Regions from separate parts of the Homo sapiens genome. Here region 2 is linked to region 1. A link is an interaction called in ENCODE POLR2A ChIA-PET data of the cell type or tissue named here. Cell type or tissue: Panc1. All regions are shown on one strand. Each heading gives the region's core, and the rest is flanking DNA. Links, peaks and the distances in the headings are about the cores only. Region 1 overlaps KDM4B (lysine demethylase 4B). Region 2 holds the start of PTPRS-AS1 (PTPRS antisense RNA 1).

Region 1 (12,076 bases), core at 2,269-10,268:
GTGGCTCATACCTGTAATCCCAGCACTTTGGGAGGCTGAGGCGGAGCCCAGGAGTTCGGGAGCAGCTTGGGCAACATAGCGAGACCCCGTGTCTACTAAAAATTTTGAAAAATGAGCGGAGTTGCGGTGCACGTCCACAGTCCCAGCTACTGAGGAGGCTGAGGTGGGAGAACTGCTTGAGCCCAGGAAACCAAGGCTGCAGTGAGCCGTGACTGCACCACTGCCCTCCAACCTGGGGGACACAGCAAGACTCGGTTTCAAAAAAAAAGAAAAGAAAAGAAGGCTGGGCATAGTGGCTCGGGCCTGTAATCCCAGCACCTTGGGAGGCTGAGGCAAGTGGATCACCTGAGGTCAGGAGTTGGAGACCATTCTGACCGACATGGTGAAACCCTGTCTGTACTAAAAATACAAAAATTAGCAGGGCATGGTGGCGGGCGCCTGTAATCCCAGCTACTTGGGAGGCTGACGCAGGAGAATCGTTTGAACCTGGGAGGTAGAGGTTGCATGAGCTGAGATTGCGTCACTGCACTCCAGCCTGGGTGACAGAGCGGAACTCCATCAGGAAAGGAAAGGAAAAGGAAAAGAAGCCACAGTCCTTTGCTAGCCAGTTGGGTAAAACAAGTCACAGGAGCTGGTGGCCGCCCTTCCTCCAGCCAGAGGCTGGCCAGCCCCTAGAGTCTGCTCAAGAGGGAGGAAGACACCCATGGTACGGGGGATCCTTGTGACCCCTCCCAGGAGGCCCCACTGAGAACCCAGGACAGACTCTGACCAGCCAGCTCCACTCTGTAAAAGCCTTCCCAGGACTGGGCCACTTTCCTCGCTGCCTGAACCCACAGGTGGCAGCGGCGGCGGCAGCAGCCTGCCCGATTTCCCCCACCGCGCCGGCCTGGGGAGGATGCGTGTCCTCTTATCTCTGCCCTCCTGAAGGGTCCATCAAGGCGGTGTCCCAGCTCAGGGTCACATGGGCAGTTAACGGGTGGGCTTGGGTGGGCCCGGGTCCCCAGACCCAAGCCTGGATCTTTCTCTGCCTGCTTGTTTTCCCATAACTCACCCATCTCCTGTGAGACCACACACAGCCCCCAGCACGTTCTGACTCGTGAGAAGGGCAGCTTCACAAGGTCCAAGCTCAAGGTGGCCCACGCAGCCCCCCACCCCCAGGGACCCCAGCCCAAGCCCAGCCCACCCCTGCCAGCCCATCCTGTGGGGAGAATGGTCACGGCTCAGCCACCTCCCTGTCCCACGCCAGTCCCTCCAGCGACATCCCACAGTCCCCCTTGGAATAGAACCTGAACTGCGCCCATCCCCCACTCCCCTGCCGACCTCGCCTGGGGCTCACCGTCTCCAGAATCAAACACAGACTCCTGCTCAGAAAACAGGAGGCCTGGCTACCGCAGCCAGCCCAGGAACTTATCCTCTACCAGCACGACCCATGCTCAGGCGCCCAGCTTGCCTGCTGGAGTCTGCATTATTTCTGAGGATTTCCCAAACCCCAGAGGACCTGCAGTGTAGACACAGGCCCTGCAGGATGACAACACAAATGGGCACCTGTGCCTGCTCCTGCCCTGCAGGAAGCCCCTCGCCTGCTGCAGAGCTGAGTCCCTGTGCTGTTGAATGGTGCTGCAGTCCTAGCCCCCGGACCTGGGGTGCCACCTTGTTTGGGAAGGGCGTCACTGCAGACGGAATGAGTTATGATGAGACCCTTGGGGCGGGCCAGGCCCAGCGTGGCCAGTGTCCTTAGGAAGGGGGGAATCTGGACAGACACACTCCGGGAGAACACGGGAACACAAAGGTGCTGCCTCCAAGCCCAGGAAAGGGGCCTGGGAGAGGTCCTCCTGGGTCCTCGGAATGGGCCAGCCCGGCTGACACCTGGACCGTGACCTTCCCGCTTCCACAGGTGTGAGATTGTACATTTCAGCCATTTCAGCCGCCCCATCTGTGGACTTTAAACAAACGGAGCACAGCATATGAGAAGCCCCGTGCCACGCGAGGTCGTGTCCGAGAGCCACAGGGCGTGGAGCAGTGGCCTCCAGCGCTCATGCCTCCAGGGCAGACGAGGGTGACAGGAGGCGCTGGTTCCCCGTCCCTCTCCATCGATGGAGGTTGGTTAGTTTGCCTGTCCCTGCATCTGCACAGTCCTAGTGCCCCACCAGCAGGGGGTCTCTCCAGGAAACGTGCCCTGAGGGCAGCTCTGGGTGTGCAGTTTGCAAATGCTCCACTTCTCTGGATAAGGCCAGGTCCATCTCCAATGCAGCCGGACTCACGCAGGTCCCAGGCAACAGGGGACTGGGCTGCCCGCTGCACCGGCTTCCAGGGCTGGGCACGGTGGGTGTTTCCACCTCTGGTGGTCCGAGGAGCACACAGCAGCGTGTCTGCAGCGCTTCCCAGAGCAGGCTGGGCTCATTAGCCTAAGGGATCTCCTCTTCTGGTGCCCTCTTCCTTGGGGGGCTGAGCCCCTCCTGGTCCTCAGGCATTCTTATCTGCTCTTGGTCGGTGACGGGTGGCGAGTGTCTTCCCTACTTATCGGCTTGTCTTCTCACTTTCTTAAAGGTTCATCCTTTGATAAACAGCAGTGGATTTGAGAGTCACTGAATTTGTTCATCTTTATTTTTCTAGTTTGTGCTTTTTAATAAACAATCACTTAGCCTTGGGTTATATACTTTCCTGCTTTGTGTTTCCAGTTTGCCAGTTCTCTTTTGACAGAAATGCCTAAGCATGTGGCAGGCAGAGGAATGACCCCAAAGGCATCTGCATCCTTATCCCTGGAGCCTGGGAATCTGTCCCCTCCCGTGGCAGAAGGAATATTCAGGTGGGACTCAGTGAAGGACCCTGACATGGGAGAGCATCTGGGAGACCTGGGAACCCAGGGTCCTCACCGGGTAGAAGGTAGGAGGGTAAGAGTCAGAGAGAGACCGGAAGAGGCTGCACTGTGGCTGTGAAGGAGGAGGAAGGGGCTCTGAGCCAAGAGATGTGGGCGCCTCTAGACACTGAGACAGGCAGGAAACAGGTTCTCCCCTGGAGCCCCCCAGGAGGAAGCAGCCCTGCCCACAGCTTGATTTTAGCCCAGTGAGGCCTGTCAGACTGGTGGCCTCCAGAGCTGTGAGACAAGGAGCGTGTGTTGTTTTACGCCACCAAGGTCATGGTCCTTCATTTCAGCGGCCCCAGGGCACTCACAGAGGCCGCAGCGTGGACAGGGGGAGGGAGGGGACTGAGGTCTCACACCAAGTCCACTGCTCCGGGATTCCTATTCCTAGACCTTTTGCCATCTTTGCTTGGGTCCTGCAAGCTCTGTGGCAAGCCCTGCCTTCTGGAAGGGTGGCCCCAGCCTCTTGACAGGCCTTGGGCTTTCATCCGCCTGCATTTAAATCAGCAAACCCTGCTGGGATCCCAAATGGAGCTGCACTGAACCTGCAGAGAATGTGGGGGAAGCCGTTAGTTGTCCGCTTAAGAGCTCTCCTAACACCTGGTAGGTCCTTCTGTTTATTTAGGAATTCTTTCTTATTTCCAAAAAAAGTCTCTTAATTTTCTCCATAAAGATCATTTTTTTGGTTAGGTTTATTCTAAGATCCATTATTTCTGGTTGCTAGCACCATAAGGGGCATCTTTGGGAGCCATGTTTGCTGCGAGCGGCTCGCAGATGAGGGGCGAGATTGGGTTTCTGTGCCTGTCGCTCATCTCTGGCAGCTCCGCTCGATCCCCGAGTCACCAGGCGGCTGCCTGTAGACTTGCTTGCTGCTTCTCAGTAGAGAATTGTCGCTACATAATAACAGTGCCACGACAGCTGTGCTTTTCTCTTCTACCCACGATGCCTTTTCTGTCCTCGTCTTGCCTCTCTAGGCCGGCAGACCCTCCTGAGGCGTGCTGAACAGACGCAGGGCCCACGTACCCCACCGAGTAAGTGGTCCGTCAGGGGCAAACTCACCCCCGGCCTCTGCTCTTTCCCCCAGGGATGCTCACTTTTCTTGCCTCAGGCCCACAGGCACTGGCAAACTGTGACCCTCAATATCTGCCCCATGTATATGGGGAGGGCAGGGGCGTGCCTGCCTCCTGGAGTACTGCGAGGGCCACGACCCCATCGTCACAGATCAGGCACCCCACGGCTGCCCCTGGCAGGTGGGAGGGACCTCACATCTGCTGAATGGCACCACAGCTGGGCCTCTTGCCATGTTCCAAGGACAATATTCACCTTGGGCACCAGCGCGTCCTGGAGACCTGACACCTCAGAGGCAGACCAGGTCATGTTGGGCTCATACAGAGGGAAACTGAGGACTAGGACCCTCCGGCGAATGTGGCCCCCATGACCTGGGCCTCAGGCACTGTGGCTGGGGGCAGCCCTTGGTGGGAGGCAGGCTGGCCAGCACACCCCACAAACCTGCTCCCTGCATGGCACCTGGAAAGGGTGGGAGAGGGAAGGGCTCCCAGCGGGGAGCCCTAGCTGGGAACAGCCACTTTGCACAGACTCCCAAGCAGCTAAAGCTCTAAACTGAGAAGATAAAACCCAGTCACCAGAAACAAAATGCTGTCAACCCTGGAATAGGAACCTTTACACACTCACAGGTGGGAGTTCCACAGCCAAAACCTCCCCCTGGGGAAGGTAATGTTTCTGAGACTGCCTCCCGGCCCCCCGCACCCCGTTCACAACTGCTGGTTCACACTCCTGTGGGAAGGCGGCTGCCCCCTGTCTTGCCAGCCCCGGGAGAGTGGGGAGGCCCGAGGGCAGGTGGGAGACCTGCTGACGGGGGCCCCAGCTCACAGTCAGGACCAGCCCTCTGCCCACAAGTGGCTGTGGCTGCTGCAGGCACGTTCCAGCATCTGGGCCATATACAGCATCCTGGTCTTTTATTATTATTATTATTTTTGTGATACTGGGTCTTGCTCTGTTGCCCAGGTTGGAGTGCAGAGGTGCAAACACGGCTCACTACGGCCTCAACCTCCCACCTCAGCTTCCCAAGTAGCTGGGACTATAGGTGCAAGCCACCAAGCCTGGTTAAATTTTTTTTATATCATAAGTAGAGACAGGGTCTCAAACTCCTGGACTCAAGTGATCCTGCCACCTTGGCCTCCCAAAGTGCTAGGATTACAGGTGGGAGCCACTGCGCCTGGCCTCTCGTAACTGCTCTTCTCAATTCTGGGGACGGAGGCACTTTTCTTACGGCCTCCACCTTACGATGTCTATTTTCACGAAATGCCCCACCCTGGCAAGAAAGCCACTGAATCAGATTCTTACAAAACGGGGACTCTGGCTGTAGCAGGCACTGGTTCCTTCTAGGAGATGCCCACGGGGGTGGGAAAACAGCGGTGCCAGGCCTGGCCCGGCAGGGACTGACCTTCTGCGCCCTCGGCCTCCCGGCCGTGTGGCAGTGGCTGCGGCTCCTCCTCCTCCTCCTCGGGGTCAACCTCCGGCCCAGCCTCCTCCTTCACGCTGCCCCCAGCCTCCTCTAGGAGCGCTGCCCCAGCCGTACCCTCCCCAGGGAACTTGGGGTCTTCGGGCTTCGGCTTCTTGGGCTGGCTCCGTTTCCGGTGAGACCTGGAGAGGGAGGTTTATCAGGCAGGAGGGGAGACCAGGGAGGGAAGAGCCCTAGGTCTGTGCACTCTGTCCGGCAGCACGCAGCCCCCGCCCACCCCCAGAAGAGCGCTCCATGAGCAGGGGGCCTCCTGGCTGGAGGCCGGGGGTAAAGGGAACCCTGGGTGGGGTTCTGCTCTTGCGGGGCAGGAGCCGTGTTGGGAGGAGAGACCAAAGGGAGACGGGGCAATGGACACGGCGGGGACGGTGTCAAGCGGGGGACGCTGATGACAGCTGGAGATGGGAAGCCGACTGACACCAGGTGGGATGACGGGCGGGACGGGGCGGCAGGAGCCGCGTGTGCCACGGGACAGAGACACAGGGAGTGTGAGCTCCGAGGGAAACAGCAGCTCATGGAAAATGCCTAGACGACAAACGGAACGAAAAAGACACTTACGACAGCCCCGGCCTTTTGGTCTGCTCTTTCTTCCTTTCTAGACTTGGTTTCCTCTCCTCCTCAGTCTTTCTCCAGTGTCTGTTTTCTTTCAGACTAATTTGTCTAGAATGTAAATTTCACGGGTTTTTTCTCTAGGACTTCTGCTCAACTCCCCAGGACGCCTGGTCCTGGCCACCTGGCTCTGTCCCCAACTCCCTGGGTCCTCTCTCTGCAGCCCATGAGGTGCATGGGAGCCCCAGCTCACACTCCGCTGCTCTGACCTGTGCCCACACCCCAGGGCCTGCCAGGGCCTCCTCTGCGCCCTGAGCCCAGGATCTGCTCACGGGGCAGGCGTGGGCCAAGAGGAGGCGCATCCTGCATGCCCAACCTGGACACCCACAATCCTGGGGTACATCGGGGAGGTCCCGGTCCCTGCACACCAGCCCCAAGTAAGGGATTCAACCTGAGGCTTACAGGCTTGGCTGAGCTGAGACTTCTTAGAAATGAGAGAGAGGGGCTGAAAAAGGGAGGAAAAGTGACAGCCAGGTGACCCTGCAGCTGAGCGGCCAGGGCCTCACACCAGGTTCCCCCAGGGACCTCCAGGGTCTTTCCAGGAAGGAAGCAAAAGCTTTTTGGAGATGCGGAGGGGGTGGTTCCCAGGGGGCTCAGGCAGAAGCCGGGAGTGCAGAGAAGCCGAGGCCTGGCTGGTCACTAGTGCCTCCCCTGGGCATGTGATATCTGCACCTCCTCCAGGCCCACCCCCTGCAGCTGCCCTAAGCCCTGGCCTGGCCAGGGGCCTCTCTAGGCCATGAGCTCGAGGCCGCACAGCCCGGCTCCCCAGTGGCCTTTCTCCCCTTCCCCAGTTGAGATCCAGCCACGTCAAGCCTGCCAGCAGTCAGGCAGAGCTGGGAGCGCCAGTGTTTCCGGGACAATCACCAATGCCGGCTGCGGCTTCCGGGTGCTTCCCGTGTCCCCTGTCCCCATGGGCTCAGACTCGGACACCTCAATCCCACGGGGGTCCCTGTGGCAGCTGCCCCTCCAAGGACCAAGTGGTCACCAAGGTGGGGCAGGCTCATCTGACAGGGGTGGGGTGGGCCCGCTGCCGGGGCTTCTGTTACCAGGACCTCCTCACCTCTGCCTGAGCCAGGCTGTCACATGGGCCAGCAGCAGCCCATGCTCCCTCGGGACACTTGGACCTGACCCCTGCCCACCGCTGCTCCCAGCCACTCTGCCCGCCCTGTGCTCCATGCTGGCTTCTGGGGCGCCTCCTCCAGGAAGCCTTCCTAGAACACTAGTCACTGCCGGCCCTCCTTGCTCCTCAGCTGCCTAACTCGCTAGAATCAGTGCTCCCCGATGTCTGCAGCATGGCCCACCACAATGACTCAAGGCAGAAAGCGGGTGGACCAGAGGCATGGCATCACACAGCATGGTGCACACAAGGTCGCTGCGGGGTGGCCGGGCAGGGGTGGGAGGCAGGCAGGGGCGGGCGTGGGGCCAGAGTCACTAACACAGGGAGCAGGAGGTGGATGGGGGACACGGGAGTGGCCCCTGCCCTCCAGAGAACGTTCTCCACAACAGCAGCCCAAGGACGGCTCTGGGAAGGCAGCCTCAGGCTCCACTAGGGGGCTAGGCAAATGCTGGGTGCCTGCCCCAGATGGAGACAGCAGGCTCAGGAGGAGGAAGCTTCAGACCGGCGCTGGGGTGCAACTGGCTCTTGTCACCACTGTCATCCCAAGGTGGGCTGCCCTCCTGGTCTGGGAATGCCCCAGGGCTGTAGGGCCGGGATCCCACAGTGGACCCGCCCTGGTCCCAGACAGCACCAGCAGAAGGGCGCCCTCCCATGCCGCTCACCTGGCCTCAGCTGCCCCCAGCTCCACAGCCCCTTCTCCCACCCACTGCAGTCCCTCCCTCCACCCCCACCCTGAAAACTCACCCTAGAGGTCGCTTCCGACCATGGCCCTCCCCTGCTGCAGCCTTCCAGGGGCACCCCCACGGCCTTCAAGCCTTACTGTGTCTGCCCCAGAGGGCCCCAGAACTGTCCTGGTGCCCAACCAGAGCTCTGGGGCCTCATCCTTGCAGCCCAGCCCTTTCCTACCTGCAGTAGTGCCAGGCTGAGACCCCTGGGTCCCACACTACATGGAACTGGGTAGGGCTCAATGCACAGACACAGCAAGGGCGGCACAGACACAGCAAGGGGGGCACAGCCCACGGCAGAGGGGCAGCCATCACTTGGGGCATCTGTGGGGTCCTAAGAGCACGCCTCTTCCTGACCCTGACATCTTCATCCCCCTTCGCGTGTTTCTGCACCCAATGCTTGTTTCTGGGTCTGGCTCCCGGCACAGGTGTTGAGGGTGTGGCCATCCTTGCTCGCCTCCATGACCGTCCCCTTCTCTCCCTGCACCTGCCACCGTCTTCCATTGCAGCCAAATTCCACGTTTACGCTTTTATGCCCCATAAACATTGTGCATCCATGAGCCACAGAGCAACTCGGGCCGCATTCCCTGCCCCCACCCTGGGGTCTGGAACTGGCCTCCTGCTTTGGACGCCTAGCTTCCTTGGTATCTCTGAGCTCCCTGCCATTGCTCTTAAACTCCTGCTGTGGTCTCCTATGCAGGGTGTCCCCTTCTCTCCATGACACCCCTGGGGGTCTTGGTTCCTTCTCCCATGATCTTGAGACTCCCCTTGACTCTCCTGGGTTAGATCTTGTTTCCTCAACCCCATGGCTTTCTCGATTTACATCCTTGTTTAGCTGGAGCACATCCTGCAGCAGCTTCCTGAGAAAGGAGGTGGAATACGAGACTCTGTGTGTCTAAAAAGATCCTTATTCCCCTCACACATTTCTTGACAATTTGGCTAGGTAAAAGATTTGGGGAGAATTATTCCTCTTCTGACTTTTGAAGGCCTTTTTCCTTTGTCTTTTAGCTTGTGGCATTATGACTGTAAATCCAATGCTAACAGAGTCTCCTATTCTTTATAATTTTTTTTTTTTTTTTTTTTTTTTTTTTAGAGATGTGGTCTTGCTATGTTGCCCAGGCTGACCTCGAACTCTGGGCCTCAAGTGATCCTCCTGCCTTGGCCTCCCATAGTGCTGGGATCACAGGCATGAGCTACCATGCCCAGCCCCAGTCTGGTGAGCTGTTTATGTGATCTGTTTGCTCTGGAAGCTTTCAGGGCCTTTGTTTAATCCAGGAATTGTGAAATTTCACAGCGATGCATTGTGGTTTGGGTAATTTCCATTCTTGGGCGGACTTTCTGGTGGACTTTTTAACCTGGAAATGCAAAGCCTTTGGGTCCCGGGACACTTTTCTTTTTCTGAAACTCCTATCAGGGGCTAGATTTCCTAGACTACGCCTCTGACTTCCTGATCCTTCCTATCTTCCAGCTCTGTCTGTCAGTGCTGTGGGAGGGGATTCTTCAAGGGCCTCCCAATCCACTGTGGGCTTGTCTCTTCTCTAGATGGTAACATCCGAGAGCCACTCGTTCCTGGAATGTTTCTTCTTCACAGCAATGGCTCTTTTTCCATAATGCAAAGTCCCGGCCCACTCCAGGGCCCTGCACTCACTGCATCCTCTTTCCTCGGAGCTCTGCCCTTCTTTGCTGTGCAGGCCCTGCCTTTGTCATGGGAGCGCAGCCTCCAATGTGTCGGGTCCCCTGGCCGTTGATCCCTCTGTGCACGGTGCCAAGCCGTGTGTGAGCTGGGCCTGGTGAAGGCAGTGGCAGGGGCTGCTGAGGGCAGGAGCCTGTGACTTTAGGAGAGCCCCAGTATCAGCATATGTGGCTTTGCTCCACTGGGCCCCTTTGTTCTCTGGCAGAGGACCCCCACCCCCTCTATTGTCTCTCCTGGCCTTGGGGGTTGGGGGGATGTGAGGCTGGCAGCTGGGCCCCACTGCTGACCCCAGGAAGGCGCCTCCCTTCTGCCCAGAGCCACCCACTGTCTTCTGCTGGTTGCCCCCACATCCCCCCAGCACCCCCAGGGGCTGCCCATGTTTGCCCGCTGTGTCTTTCTGAGGCCCCGTGGTACATTCCCCCTGCAGCCCTCCAGGAGCTGCCCATGTCTGCCCACTGTGTCTTTCTGTGGCCCCATGGTGCAGCCCAGCTGCTCCCTGCTGGCTGTCCTCCTGGTTGCCGGCCCATGGGGTCTCCTGCCCACCCTTCCCTGCTTTTCAAAGCCTGGAGACGTGCTCAGCTGCCACTGCCCCCTCTCCCGTTCTCTGCACTTCACTCTCTGGTGTTTCAGTGGCGTTTCAGGAGAGAGTGGAGATAAATAAGCACTTAGCCTGCCAGGCTTAACTGGACGCCGCTGGGCTCATTCCTATGAGCCAAATGTCGGGACATAGTCCAGATAACTGCACTAATATTTCCAAGGTGGAAGCAGGTGTCCTTTGCAGCTTGTATGGCAGGAGGCGGGGTGGACGGCCTCTGGCCCTGTCACCCAGTAACACAGGGCACCTGCAGCACCCAGAGTGGGACCATCAGCATTCAGTGCCGCGCTGGCTCAGGGCTTCTCACAAGGTGGGGAGGACTGGGAGGCTGGCCCCAGGCTGAGCCCTCAGAGCCGCCCACCCCCGACCCAAAGTGGCCCAGTGCTCCCCACCCCCAAGACTAGACCCTGTGCTGAGGAATTTCACCTTTGAGAAAATGAAGGGCAGCTCTAGGAAAGAGACAGGAGACAGCAAGTGAGTCCCTGAGGCTGCGCACTCCCTGCAGGGGCTGGCAGGTCCCTGTGCTCGTGAGGTTCTGTCCCTGAGGGCTGAGGTCCCTGTTGGTGGGGAGGGCTCAGGAATGCAGCTGGGGTGTGGCAGCCGTGGCAGCCCTGGCAGGAGTCGGGGCCAGAGGCGTGGCGGTGTCCTGCACTGGCGCAGGGGCGACAGGCCAAGGCAGAGCAGGAGGGGACAGGCAGCACCGAGCTCGGAGGGGTAGGGGAGACGAGGCCTGGGCCCAGCCGGGCTCACAGAGCAGCAGTGGGCCAGGGAGGCTGTGGTGAGGCGGGTGCACAGATGTCCTGCAGGGAGCGCGTACCTGCTGGAGCACGTGCACATGGCGCTTCTCGCGTGGAAAGAGTTTGCATGGAGGAGCGTCGCGTGGGTGCCAGAGAGCACTGTGAGGGCTCCGGCTCAGGCAGGGCACCAGAACGCACAGCGCCACCGGGAGTGGGGAGGCTGAGGGCACCCGCCAGGAGCCAGGCTGCAGTTTTAGGCGACCCATCCATCAGGGGGAAGAATACAAACAGCCCCCAACGCTCGCTCAACGAGATTTAGTTCTGGAAGAGACCCATGTAAGGTGGCGAGCAGGGAGTAGGCCGTGTCCTCTGAGCTCAGGCAGCTGTGCCGAACCATCCGCACCCCATGGGGCACCTGGTAAACACATGAGGGCCATCCCACAGCCACGCCGAGGGCAGGGAAGGCTGGACTGCACGGGGGTGAGGGCATGGCGCCCACCCTGATGCCATCCCTTGGTCTAGGGCAGGGGTTCCCACGCGGGGGACTGGGCGATGTCTAGGGACATCTGTGGTTGTCACGACTTGGGGCACTCCTGGCATGGAGTGGGTGGAGGCCAGGGATACTGCTCATTACCCTGCAGGGCCCAGGATGCTCCCCCAACCAGAGAAGGATCCCGCCTGTGTCCACAAGCCCCTTGTCTGGGAGACAGAGCCAGTCCACTGTGTCTCCCGATCCAGCCTGAGCCACAGATGCTCAGACAGGGCTGCCCTGGCCCCAAGATATGCCCTCAGGGAGGGAGCCTGGCTCAGGGGAAAAGGCAGGCCACGTGGAGAGGGCACTGCTCAGGGGGGAACCGACCACCTCCCTGGTGGAGGGAGGGGCAGCTTGGGCTTTGGAACGTGAGTCACCCATCTGCCTCTCCAGAGAAAAGCACCCCCAATGACTTTAAAAAAAAAAAAAAAAAGTGAATCAGCCTTGTTTTACATACTGAAGGCTTTCAAGAAAATTATATCCTTGGGAAGCTGACTTCATTTGTTATTCAGGCTTGCTGCTGGGTGAAGGCAGCCCCCAGGATGGCGGCGCGGGAGAGGGCGGGAGGGGGCTCCTGGGAGGAGCAGGTCGTGACTAGAAGTGAGGGGGTGGCCGGGGCAGGGAGGCCAGGCCAGGCCACGCAAGGGCTGGTTCTGGGGGGTCCACTTC
Region 2 (12,076 bases), core at 2,464-10,463, 55 kb before region 1:
ACAGAGTCTCGCTCTCTCCCCCAGTCTGGAGTGCAGTGGCATGATCTCGGCTCACTGCAAAATCCGCCTCTCAGGTTCATGCCATTCTTCTGCCTCAGCCTCACGAGTAGCTGGGACTACAGGCGTGCACCACCTCGCCCTGCTAATTTTTTGTATTTTTAGTAGACACGGGGTTTCACCGTGTTAGCCAGGATGGTCTCGATCTCCTGACCTCGTGATCCACCTGCCTCGGCCTACTAAAGTGCTGGGATTACAGGAGTGAGCCACCGCACCTGGCCTTTTTTTTTTTTTTTTAAGGACAGGAAGCTGGGCACAGTGGCTCACATCGTAATCCCAATACTTTGGGAGACGAAGGCGGGTGGATCATTTGAGCCCAGGAGTTCAAGACCAGCCTGGGCAACACATAGCAAGACCATATCTCAACTAAAAATGTAAAAAGCTAGCTGCTTGTGACAGTGCATGCCTGTGGTTGCAGCTACGCGGGAGGCTGAGGTGGAAAATTGCTTGAACCCAGGAGGTTGAAGCTCCAGTGAGCTGAGATGGAACCACTGCATTACAGCCTGGGCAACAGAGCAACACCCTGAAGAAAAAAAAAAAAGAAAGAAAGGAAGGAAGGAAAGGAGGGAGGGAGGTAGGAAGGAAGGAAGGAAGGGAAGAAGGGAGGGAGGGAGGGAGGGAAGAAGGGAGGGAGGGAGGAAGGAAGGAAAGGAGGGAGGGAGGGAGGGAGGGGATGGACTGAGGTCTGTGGTCTTATACATGATAAACCTTCCCAGCAACAAACACCCAAGCCAAGCCCAGGTGGTTTCCTGGGAGACTCTGCAGAGACCCCAGTGCTGAGAGCAAACCAGCTCAGGGGACCCCCTCCCACAACTCCCAGGTCCATGTCAGTTTCCTGGAGACGGGGTTTGGGAAACACCGCCCAGTGCAGTAGCGAGTGACCCCGGTGGAAGCTTTACTTCAACAATTAGCCTTGCCAAAAGTAAGGTGGACCGAGGCGCCATCCGTCATGGGCTAATTGTTCTTGCTACACTCTGGGTCCTCTTGGCTGGCACATGGCCACGCTGCACAGATGCACAGAATGATGGAGGCAACGTGACCAGCACAGCTGATGTTCACTGCGCCGAGGGCTCCAGGTGGGCCGGGCCCAGGCCGACACCGGTTCCTCCTCAAACCCCCTCTGACAAGCTCGGCATCCTAACCTTCGCTTGGGCTGAGCCTTCTGCTGACAGCCCTTCCCTGCCCTGTCCTGTAAAGCTCTTTAAAGTTTCCTCCCAGTCCACACAGGCTGCTTAAATCTCAGTCTGGGAGTAGGTTTTCAGTTAAGTGTGGAAAGATGCCTGAAATCCTTTGAGGCTTCATGGAGAAAGATGTCTCTTCCTTTTAGAGACCAGGTCTCACTCTGTTGCTCAGGCTGGAGTGCAGTGGCATAATCGCAGCCGTCCTTAGCACCTAGGGCACCCAGAGAGATGGGCATCAGGAGGCATGGAAGGCTTCCTGGAGGAAGCAACATCCAAGCTGAATGCAGGAGGAGAGGGCGGGGTTGCCTGTAGTCCCAGCTGCTCAGGAAGCTGAGGTGGGAGGATTGCTTGAGCCTTGGAGGTCCAGGCCACAGTGAGCTATGATCATGTCACTGCACTCCAGCCTGGGCAACAGAGCAAGACTCCATCTCAAAGAAAATTGCATAAATGAAAGAATGAGCAAAAGCTTGAATATTATTAAAAATTGTTTTAACGTAGAAACATTTTTAGTCTATGGGCCATACAAAATCAGGCAGTGGACTGAATGTGGCCCAGGGACCAGAGTTTGCTAACCCTTGTTCTATTTTGTTAAAGTGTTGGTAACTGAAGTGTTTATATGTACAAAAGCCATCGAATTGTATGCTTGCAGTTAGAGCACTGTCTTGTTTTGTTTTGTTTTTTGAGGTGGAGTCTAGCTCTGTCGTCCAGGCCGGAGTGCAGTGGTGCCATCTTATCTCAGCTCACTGCCACCTCCGCCTCCCAGGTTCAAGAGATTCTTAAGCTTCATCCTCCTGAGTAGCTGGGATTACAGGCACCTGCCACCATGCCTGCCTAAGTTTTGTATTTTTAGTAGAGAGGGGGTTTTGCCACGTTGGCCAGGTTGGTCTGGAATTCTTGACCTCAGGGGATCCACCTGCCTTGGCCTCCCAAAATGCTGGGATTACAGGCATGAGCCACAGAGCCTAGCCTGATTTTTTTTTTTAATGACGGTGATGATGATGACGACGATAGATCTGTGATATAAGCTCGGCCCGTCTGTTCCCTGGAACAGCATCTGAGCATTCTGACTCACAAATTGCATGGATGCTTGGGCTACCATTGCGGGAGAATCAGCAGGAAAGGAGAGGACAAGCAGCCCCCCATAGCCGCACCTTGAAGCCTCACCACCACCACCCCCGCCCCGGCAAGAACAGTGGACACAGGAGACCTTTCCACAGAAATGCCCAGACACACAGCAAACGCTTTTTAATCCAACAGCCGCAATGGCAGAGGAGATATTAGTTTCCTGTAAGATTCGACTCAATTAATTAGTTCCCAAATATCAGCCTATCCAGGCAAGCAAAGGAAAACAGAGATAAGTCCCAGCCCAGCCTTGCTTCATCTTTTAAAGGCAATTAACTCTTAGTTATTAGCTTTTAATTAGGGAGTAATAATGGCCTCGTTAATACGTTTTATTATACTTGTCACCAGGCAGCTGTTCCAAACAGAACCTATTATCAGATGGTGATGGCCCCGGTGTCAACCGCACTGATGCCGAGGCCGGGGCTCAGAGGCTGCCCTGTGCTCCTTCTCCAGGGGGGCAGGGCTGGACCATGAGCCCCACCTGATGCTATCATTGTGACCCTTTTCAAGTGATCCCCAGGCCCTCTAGGGTCTCTTGATTTCCACTCCTGTCCCCTGTGATAAACCGAAGGTCCTGTCTGGGTCATCCTGCTGCCCTACCATGGCTGTTTCAGACACACCAGCTGCCACTAATGACCCTGACGGCTTCCCTCACCTATGCTGGGTCTGGTCTCCCCTCTGTCCTATGATTAGGTACAAGGACAGCCACTGCCACTCTTTTCTTTTCTTTTCTTTCTCTCTCTTTCTTTCTCTTTCTCTTTTTCTTTCTTTCTTTCTTCTTTCCTTTCTTTCTTTCTTTCTTTCCTCTCTATTTCTTTTCTTTTTTGTTTTCAGGGTCTCATTTTGTCACCCAGGCTGGAGTGCCATGGTGCAATCTCAGCTCACTGCAGCCTCGACTTCCTGAGCTAAAGAGATCCTCTCGCCTCAGCTGCACAAGTAGCTGAGACTACAGACCCATGCCATACACCCAGCTAATTTTTTTTTCTTTTTTTTGAGACAGAGTCTGGCTCTTGTTGCCTAGGCTGGAGTGCAGTGGCCTGATCTCAGCTCACTGCAACCTCTGCCTCCCAGGCTCAAGCAATTCTCCTGCTTCAGCCTCCTGAGTAGCTGGTATTACAGGCATGTGTCACAACGCCTGACTAATTTGTGCACTTTTAGTACAGACGGGGTTTCCCCATGTTGGCCAGGCTGGTCTTGAAATCCTGACCTCGGGTGATCCGCCCGCCTCGGCCTCCCAAAGTGCTGAGCCACCACGCCCGGCTGTTTTTGTTTTGTTTTGTTTTGTTTTGTTCTTGTTTGTTTGTTTTGTATTTTTGGTAGAGATGGGGTTTCATTATGTTGTCCAGGCTGGTCTCAAACTCCTGGACTCAGGCGATCCAGGTGCTGGGATTACAAGCCTCCCAAAGTGCTGGGATTACAAGAGTGAGCCACCACATCTGGCCGATTGCCACTTTCTTTCTTTTTTTGAGACAGAGTCTTGCTCTGTCGCCCAGGCTGGAGGGCAATTGTGCAATCTCAGCTCACTGCAATGTCTGCCTCCCAGGTTCAAGCGATTCTCCTGCCTCAGCCTCCTGAGTAGCTAGGATTACAGGCATGCACCACCACCACCACCACGCCCAGCTAATTTTTTGTATTTTTAGTGGAGATGGGGTTTCATGGTGTTAGCTAGAATGGTCTCGATCTCCTAACCTCGTGATCTGCCTGCCTCAGCCTCCCAAAGTATTGGGATTACAGGCGTGAGCCACCACACCCGGCCCAATTGCCCCTTTCTTTAGCAAAGTTCCCATGCTGGAAATCACCTTACCATAGGTGTCCCTGGTAGGAGAAAGTTCCATGAGACTGAGTGAAATTGGAGGGTAAAATATCACAAGATACCCACAAAGAGCTGTGTGCATGAATGAGTTCACAGTTGCTCCAACTGCAATTGCCAAATGTCCATCAACTGGTAAATGTATAAACACACTGTGGCCCATCAATACAATGGAATACTACACAGCAATGAAAAAGGACTGCACTTTAGAAACATGGCTGTTGTTGGCCGGGCGTGGTGGCTCATGCCGGTAATCCCAGCACTTTGGGAGGCCGAGGCGGGCGGATCACAAGGTCAAGAGATCGGGACGATCCTGGCTAACAAGGTGAAACCCCGTCTCTACCCAAAATACAAAAATTAGCAGGGCGTGGTGGTGGGTGCCTGTAGTCCCAGCTACTTAGGAGGCTGAGGCAGGAGAATGGTGTGAACCCAGGAGGCAGAGCCTGCAGTGAGCCGAGATTGCACCACTGCACTCCAGCCTGGGCAACAGAGTGAGACTCCGTCTCAAAAAAAAAAAAAAAAAAGAAAGAAACATGGCTGTTTTGGGGTGAATCTGAAATGCATTGCACCAAGGGAAAGAAGCCAGACACAAATGGTGACATTCTGCACAATTCCATTTATATGAAGTGCTAAACATGTAATTCTCACTGATAGTTGGAGAAAACAGATCCGTAGTTGCCACTGAGTGTGGAGGGTTGACAAGGGAATATTCTGGAGGGAGTGAAGTGCCCTATATCTTGTTTTGGTTATGCGAGCGTATGCATTTGTCAAACTTATTGAACCATACAACTGAAGATATGTTTATTGACTGATATGTAAATAAGGTCTCAATAAACATTTAAAAAAATATTAGATGGGCCAGGCACGGTGGCTCACGCCAGTAATCCCAGCACTTTGGGAGGCTGAGGTTGGTGGATCACCTGAGATCAGGAGTTTGAGACCAGCCTGGCCAACATGGTGAAACCCCATCTCTACTAAAAATACAAAAATTAGCCAGGCGTGGTGGCAGGCACCTATAATCCCAGCTACTCTGGAGGCTGAGACAGGAGAATCGCTTGAATCCAGGAGGCAGAGGCTGCAGTGAGCCAAGATCGAGCTACTGCACTCTAACCTGGGCAAGACAGAGTGAGACTCTGTCTCAAAAAACAAAAACAAAAATTAGATGGGCTGGGCACAGTGGCTCATGCCTGTAATCCCAGCACTTGGGGAGGCTGAGGTGGGAGGATCGCTTGAGGTCAGGAATTCAAGACCAGCCTGGCCAACATGGTGAAATCCCTTGTCTACTAAAAACACAAAAATTAGCCAGGTGTGGTAGCACACACCTGTAATCTCAGCTACTCAGGAGGCTGAGGCACAAGAATCACTTGAACCTGGGAGACAGAGGCTGCAGTGAGCCAAGATCGTGCCACTGCACTCCAGCCTGGGTGACAGAGGGAGAAAGAAAAGAAAAGAAAAGAGGGACGGAAGGAGGGAAGGAAGGAAGGAAGGAAGGACCTGTGGCTGCCACATAGTAAGTCCTCAATTGTCAATTGCTAACTTAGCCTGTAATAATAGCTGCAGGCCAGGCCCTGGCCTGCCCTCTGGGGGTGTCTCCCAACACCCCCAGGGTTGAACATCTAATGACCACCAGGTAAAGATGGAAGAAGTGCCGGGCACAGTGGCTCATGCCTGTAATCCCAGCACTTTGGGAGGCCAAGGCGGGTGGATCGCCTGAGGTCAGGAGTTTGAGACCAGCCTGGCCAACATGGTGAAACTCCATCTGTACTAAAAATACAAAACTTAACTGGGTATGGTGGTGGGTGCCTGTAGTCCCAGCTACTTGGGAGGCTGAGGCAGGAGAATCACTTGAACCCGGGAAGCGGAGGTAGTAGTGAGCCGAGATCGCGCCACTGTACTCCAGCTTGGGCGACAAGAGTGCGATTCCGTCTCAAACAAAACAAAAAAACTTTGTTTTGGGGGCCACAGAGTAACTTGGGGAGGGTGGGTGGGGTCAGTCCAGAAAGGCGACCAGCTTGGGGAGCAACCAGAAAGGGCCCTTGCTACCCAAACACAGTTTGCTCGGGAACCACAAATCCCACACTGCTTTATTCAGCAAAGACCGCCCACATTTATCTTCTCATCTTCCAGTGAAGAAAACGACAGACATTACAGCAGCTCCATCACCCTCATCAGCTGTAGGACAAGCTGGACCGTGGTGACGAGACTTTGCTCTTTTCCCTTGGAAGGATGTTGGCATTCCTGGAAAAAGGTGCTTATACGTGTTTTGTTTGTTTGTTTGTTTTTTAGACGGAGTCTCGCCCAGGCTGGAGTGCAGTGGCTCAATCTCGGCTCACTGCAAGCTCCGCCTCCTGGATTCACGCCATTCTCCTGCCTCAGCCTCCCGAGTGGCTGGGACTACAGGTGCCCGCCACCACGCCCGGCTAATTTTTTGTATTTTTAGTAGAGACGGGGTTTTACCGTGTTAGCCAGGATGGTCTCGATCTCCTGACCTCGTGATCCGCCCGCCTCAGCCTCCCAAAGTGCTGGGATTACAGGCGTGAGCCACCGCTCCTGGCCTGTTTTTGTCTTTTTTTTTTCTTTTGAGATGGAGTCTCGCTCTGTTGCCCAGGTTGGAGTGCACTGGGGCAATCTTTGCTCACTGCAACCCACACCTCCCAGGTTCAAGCAATTCTCGTGCCTCGGCCTCCTGAGTAGGTGGGATTGCAGGCACGCGCCATCACACCCGGCTAATTTTTATATTTTTAGTACAGATGGGGTTTCACCATGTTGGGTCTCAAACTCCTGACCTGGTCAGGCTGGTCTCAAACTCCTGACCTCAAGTGATCCACCTCCCTTGGCCTCCCAGAGTGCTGGGATTACAAGCCTGAGCCACCATACCCAGCCCTCACAAGCATTTTTGAAACATGAGTTTTGAGATGATATTTCTTTGTGACATCAATAACACCACCCACACCCACAGCGGTTATTTCAGGCTTGTGTCGTGGGGAGGTTTTCAGTTACTAGCACAGCCTGGGGCCATCCCTTTGGAGCTGACAGTCTTAACTCTGAGGACAAACTGGGGTTTCTGGAAAAGAATGAAGCTTTTGCACAAATGGCTCAGTCACCAAGGGTGTGACCTTTCGCTGATTCATCATGATTTTCTTTTCCTGTTGGAGACAGAAATGGATGATTCACTGTGGAGTATATTTAAAAATTCGATCTAAATGCTTCCGATAAGATTATTTGCAGGATTTAGAAAATTTTTATTTTATTTATTTTAAGACAGGATCTTGCTCTGTCACCCAGGCTGGAGTGCAGTGGTGTGATCATAGCTCACTGCAGCCTTGAACTCCTGGGCTCAAGCGATCCTCCCGCCTCAGCCTCCCAAGTAGCTGGGACTCAGGCATGCACCATCACGCTCAGCTAATTAAAAAAAATTTAGTACAGACAGTCTTGCTATGCTGCCCAGGCTGACCTCAACCTCCTGACTTCAAGTGATCCTCCCTCCTCAGCTCTGTGAAGTATTGGGGTTACAGGTGTGAGCCCCATCACTCTCTTTTTTTTTGGAGACGGAGTCTCACTCTGTCATCCAGGCTGGAGTGCAGTGGCGTGATCTTGGCTCATTGCAACCTCCACCTCCTGGGTTCAAGCTATTCTCCTGCCTCAGCCTCCCAAGTAGCTGGGACTACAGGCGCCCGCCACCACATCCGGCTAATTTTTTGTATTTTTAGTAGAGACGGGGTTTCACCATGTTAGCCAGGATGGTCTCATCTCCTGTCCTTGTGATCTGCCCTCTTCAGCCTCCCAAAGTGCTGGGATTACAGGCGTGAGCCACCGCACTCGGCTTTCTTTCTCTCTTTTTTTTTTTTTTTTTTTTTTGATACGGAGTCTCACTCTTGTTGCCCAGGCTGGAGTGCAGTGGTGCAGTGGTGCAATCTGGGCTCACTGCAACATCTGCCTCCCAGGTTCAAGCGATTCTCCTGCCTCAGCCTCCCAAGTAGCTGGGATTACAGGCATGTGCCACCACACCCGGCTAATTTTGTATTTTTAGTAGAGACAGGGTTTTACTATGTTGGTCAGGCTGGTTTTGAACCCCTGACCTCAGGCGATCTGCCCACTTTGGCGTCCCAAAGTGCTGGGATTACAGGCATGTGCCACGACATGAGGCCTTTTTTTTTTTTTTTTTTTAAAGACAGGGTCTCATTCTTTCGCCCAGGCTGGAGTGCAGTGGTGTGATCGTAGCTCACTGCAGCCTCAAACTCCTGGGCTCAAGTGATCCTCTTATCTCAGCCTCCTGAGTAGCTGAGACTACAGGTGCCCACCACCACGCCCAGCTCACTTTTTGATTTTTTGGTAGAGACGAAGTCTTACTCTGTTGCCCAGGCTGGTCTTAAACTCTTGGCCTCAAGTGATCCTCCCGCCTCAGCTTCCTCAACCGTTGGAATGCCAGGCATGAGCCAGCACACCTGACCTGGTTTTTCTCATTTATCAACATCAAACGTAAGAGAAGAAAAAGCTGGGTGTGACCCCTGACCCAGATCTCAGCAACTGACGCTGAGCTAGATGGATGTAGAAACGCAAAAGATTAAACATCAAATCAACCCTCTCACTGACGGGAAATGGCCATCGTGGAATTTAAAAAATAGTATGTTTCAAGACAGTTCTGACAAAAGGCTTTTAATCCAATGAGAGTATACTCAACCTCGCTCGTTCTAAGAGGAATGAATGTTTAAGCCATAATCAGATATCACTTTTGATTTATCAAACAGATCACAAAAACGTGGTAACAGCTTACATCTGGGTAGATAGCGGGAAGTGCACACCCTCCTTTACCACACATCGGGGGTGCACAAGGCATTTGGGGTGACCTGGCTGCAGGATTAGAAGTAAAATTACAGGCCAGGCACTGTGGCTTGTGCTGTAATCCCAGTGCTTTGAGAGGCTGAGGTGAGAGGATTGCTTGAGCCCAGGAGTTCAAGACCAGCCTGGGCAACATAGTGAGACCCCCCATCTGTACAAAAAATTTAAAAATTAGCTGGGTGTGGTGGCTCTGCCTGTAGTCTCAATTACTTGGGAGGGTGAGGTGGGAGGATTGCTTGAGCCCAGAAGGTTGAGGCTGCAGGAACTCCTGATCACGCTACTGCTCTCCAGCCTGAGCAACAAAGTGAGACTCTCAGAAAAAAAAATAAATAAACAAAATAAAATTACAGATACTTCCATTTGGCAATCTCCCCTTTTGTTTCTTCAGGAAATTGTTCTAGAGAAACACGCAGATGCTAACATGCACAGAGAAGCCGGCTTTGCTGTGGCTCACCCATAACTGGGAGCCACTGGGAACAAGTCAGTTCCCAGTTAGAGGTCTAACTCTGTCTCCCAGGCTGGAGTGCAGTGGTGCGATCTCAGCTCACTACAACCTCCACCTCCTGGATTCCAGCGATTCTCCAGCCTCAGCCTCCCAAGTAACTGAGATTACAGGCGCCCACCACCACGCCTGGCTAATTTTTGTATTTTTAGTAGAGATGGGGTTTCACCATGTTGGCCAGGCTGGTCTCGAACTCCTGACCTCAGGTGATCCACCTGCCTCAACCTCCCAAAGTGCTGGGATTACAGGCGTGAGCCACCGTGGCCCAGCCTTCTCAGCTTCTTTTACATCTCCTTTTGTTTGCTTTCTCTTCTTCTCCTCTGCCTCCACCCTGCACCAGCCCAGTCCTCTCTGCACTGGTCCACCTGTTCCCGTCCTCACTGCCCCACCGCCACCAACCCACAGCCTGTCCTCCCTGCAGCAGCCAGTAGAGGGCGCCTGTGAGCACCTGAGTCAGGTCCTGTCCCTCCTCTGCCCACAGCCCTCCATGGCTCCCACCTTCCTCAGGGTCACAGCCTAAGGTCCACAAGGCCTTGCATGACATGTTCATCACCTTGCTGCCCTCCCCTCCTTCCTCTCTTCCCCTGGCTCACTCTGCTGCAGCCACAGGGCCCTCCTCACTGTTCCTCCAGCACACCAGGCACAGTCCTGCCCCAGGACCTTTGCATGGGCTGTGCACTCTGCCTGGAGCTCTCGTCCTCCAAATATACACTTGACTCACTCTCTCCCTTCAGGTCTCTGCTCAAATGTCACCTTCTCAGTGGGACCCTGAACAACCTATATATTTAGCTTAGTGCAAAAGTCATTGTGTGCTGCAATGACTTTTGCACCAACCTAATACAGTTGTTCCCATCACCGTTAGTTTTCTTCTTTCTTCTTTTTCCTTCTTTTTCTTCTTTCCTCCTCCTCCTTTCTCTCCTCCTCCTTCTTCTTCCTTCTTCTTTTATCGCATAGCATGTACAACCTTCTAACCTGCTCCCCAATTTGGTTATTTATCTCATCCGTCTCCCCGAGGGGCTGTGAGCTGCTGTGGGCAGGGATTTTTCTTTTTTTTCCCCATATTTGCCCAGTGTGGCCCAAGCTCCTGGGATAACACCAGGAAAGTGAAGGTGTTTTCTGAGTGACTGAATGTAAACTCCTTTCTCTTTGCTATGGTCTGAATGGGTCCCCCCAAAGTCATGTGTTGGAAACTGATTCTCCAATGCAACAGTGTTGGGAGATGGGGCCTTTGGGGGAGGTGTTTAGGATTCGTGCCATTATAAAAGGTTTCCTGGAGATTTTGACTCCTTTCCCATCCTGCCTTCTGACATGTGAGAAGGTGGCATTCAAGACATCATTCTGGAAGCTGAGAGCAGCCTTCACCAGAGGCTGGAGCCTTGATCTTGGACTTTCCAGCCTCCAGAACCACGAGAAATAAATCTATGATCTTTGTAAATTACCCAGTCCATGATATTCTCTTGTAGTGGCACAAAGGGACTAAGCCATTACTTCTCCCTCTTACGTGTAATGTGACTCATCTGTAAGGAAGATCTGTCCCTTCTCCCTCCATTTAGGTATTTATTCAATTACTTATAGCAGTTTGGATATTTATTTTATTCTCTAGGTGATAATCCCACACTGTCACTAATTTTATTGTTCAAATTGTTTCAGCTTCAGCCACTGGGAGCTGCTTCGGTTGGGTCTGGTGTCCTTTCTATATATCTATACCCTTTTTTGAGCATTTCCTTATTTTCTGGGAACACAAGATGCTTCAGGTTTATCTTGTGTTTTCTGTTTTTCTTTCTCTCTCTCTCTCTCTCTTTTTTTTTTTTTTTTTTGTTGTTGAGATGGAGTCTTGCTGTATTGCTCAGGCTAGAGTGTAGTGGCATGATCTCGGCTCACCTCCTGGGTTCATGTGATTCTCCTGCCTCAGCCTCCCGAGTAGCTTGGATTACAGGTGCCCACCACCACGCCCAGCTAATTTTTGTATTTTTAGTAGAGATGGGTTTTTGCGATGTTGGCCAGGCTGGTTTCGAACTCCTGACCTCAGGTGATCTGCCCACCTCAGCCTCCCACAGTGCTGGCATTACAGGCATGAGTCACCGAGCCCAGACCCCCATCGAATCATTCATGTAGGCTGGGTATGGCCAACTTTGGGAGGCCAAGGCGGGAGGATCGCTTGAGCCCAGGACTTTAAGACCAGCCTGGGCGACAAAGTGAGACCCCTATCTCTACAAAAAAAATAAAAAATTAGCTGGGCACAGCGGTATGTGCCTGTACCTTGTCTTGTGTTTTCTCTGTCCCAGTCATAAAATCAGTGATTCCTCCCCTGGTTCCTTTTATTGGAGAATGGTATTTAGATCGGGGTGCTAGTATGCTCACTGCTATTGGGGTATCAGATTAGCCATGTGTACACACATCTTTATTTATTTCTTCTTAACATTTTTCTTTTTGTAGGGATGGGGCTGTGCTATGTTGTCCAGGCTGGTCTTGAACTCCTAGCCTCAAGCGATTCTCCCCAAGCCACCCTGGTCTCCCAAATAGCTGGGATTACAAGTTTGAGCCCTTTCACCTGTATTCATAATA

The links. Peaks named below come from ENCODE experiments on the same cell type or tissue, not always from the same donor. Only the 100,000 strongest peaks of a DNase experiment are listed, where the experiment ranks them.
Region 2: POLR2A ChIA-PET joins it to region 1 with 13 read pairs; 4 of 35 experiments call an interaction of 5 or more read pairs at or near these places.

What each region holds. Positions count from the first base shown.
Region 1 is chr19:5,113,101-5,125,176 of GRCh38, reverse strand. It overlaps KDM4B (lysine demethylase 4B), which reads right to left. Exons shown (of 23, transcript NM_015015.3): 11 at 5,325-5,524. Among named protein-coding and RNA genes, the nearest start is that of PTPRS-AS1, 59 kb to the left of the region's middle. RefSeq lists enhancers at 3,194-3,734, 9,100-10,054, 10,055-11,010. In Panc1, for the core only: no CTCF peak of the experiment used is centred there; no DNase peak of the experiment used is centred there.
Region 2 is chr19:5,168,463-5,180,538 of GRCh38, reverse strand. It overlaps PTPRS-AS1 (PTPRS antisense RNA 1), which reads right to left and starts at 2,793. Exons shown (of 1, transcript NR_186338.1): 1 at 2,075-2,793. RefSeq lists enhancers at 3,622-3,671, 3,682-3,771, 6,676-7,875 and a silencer at 6,403-6,594. In Panc1, for the core only: no CTCF peak of the experiment used is centred there; a DNase peak (open chromatin) is centred at 7,218.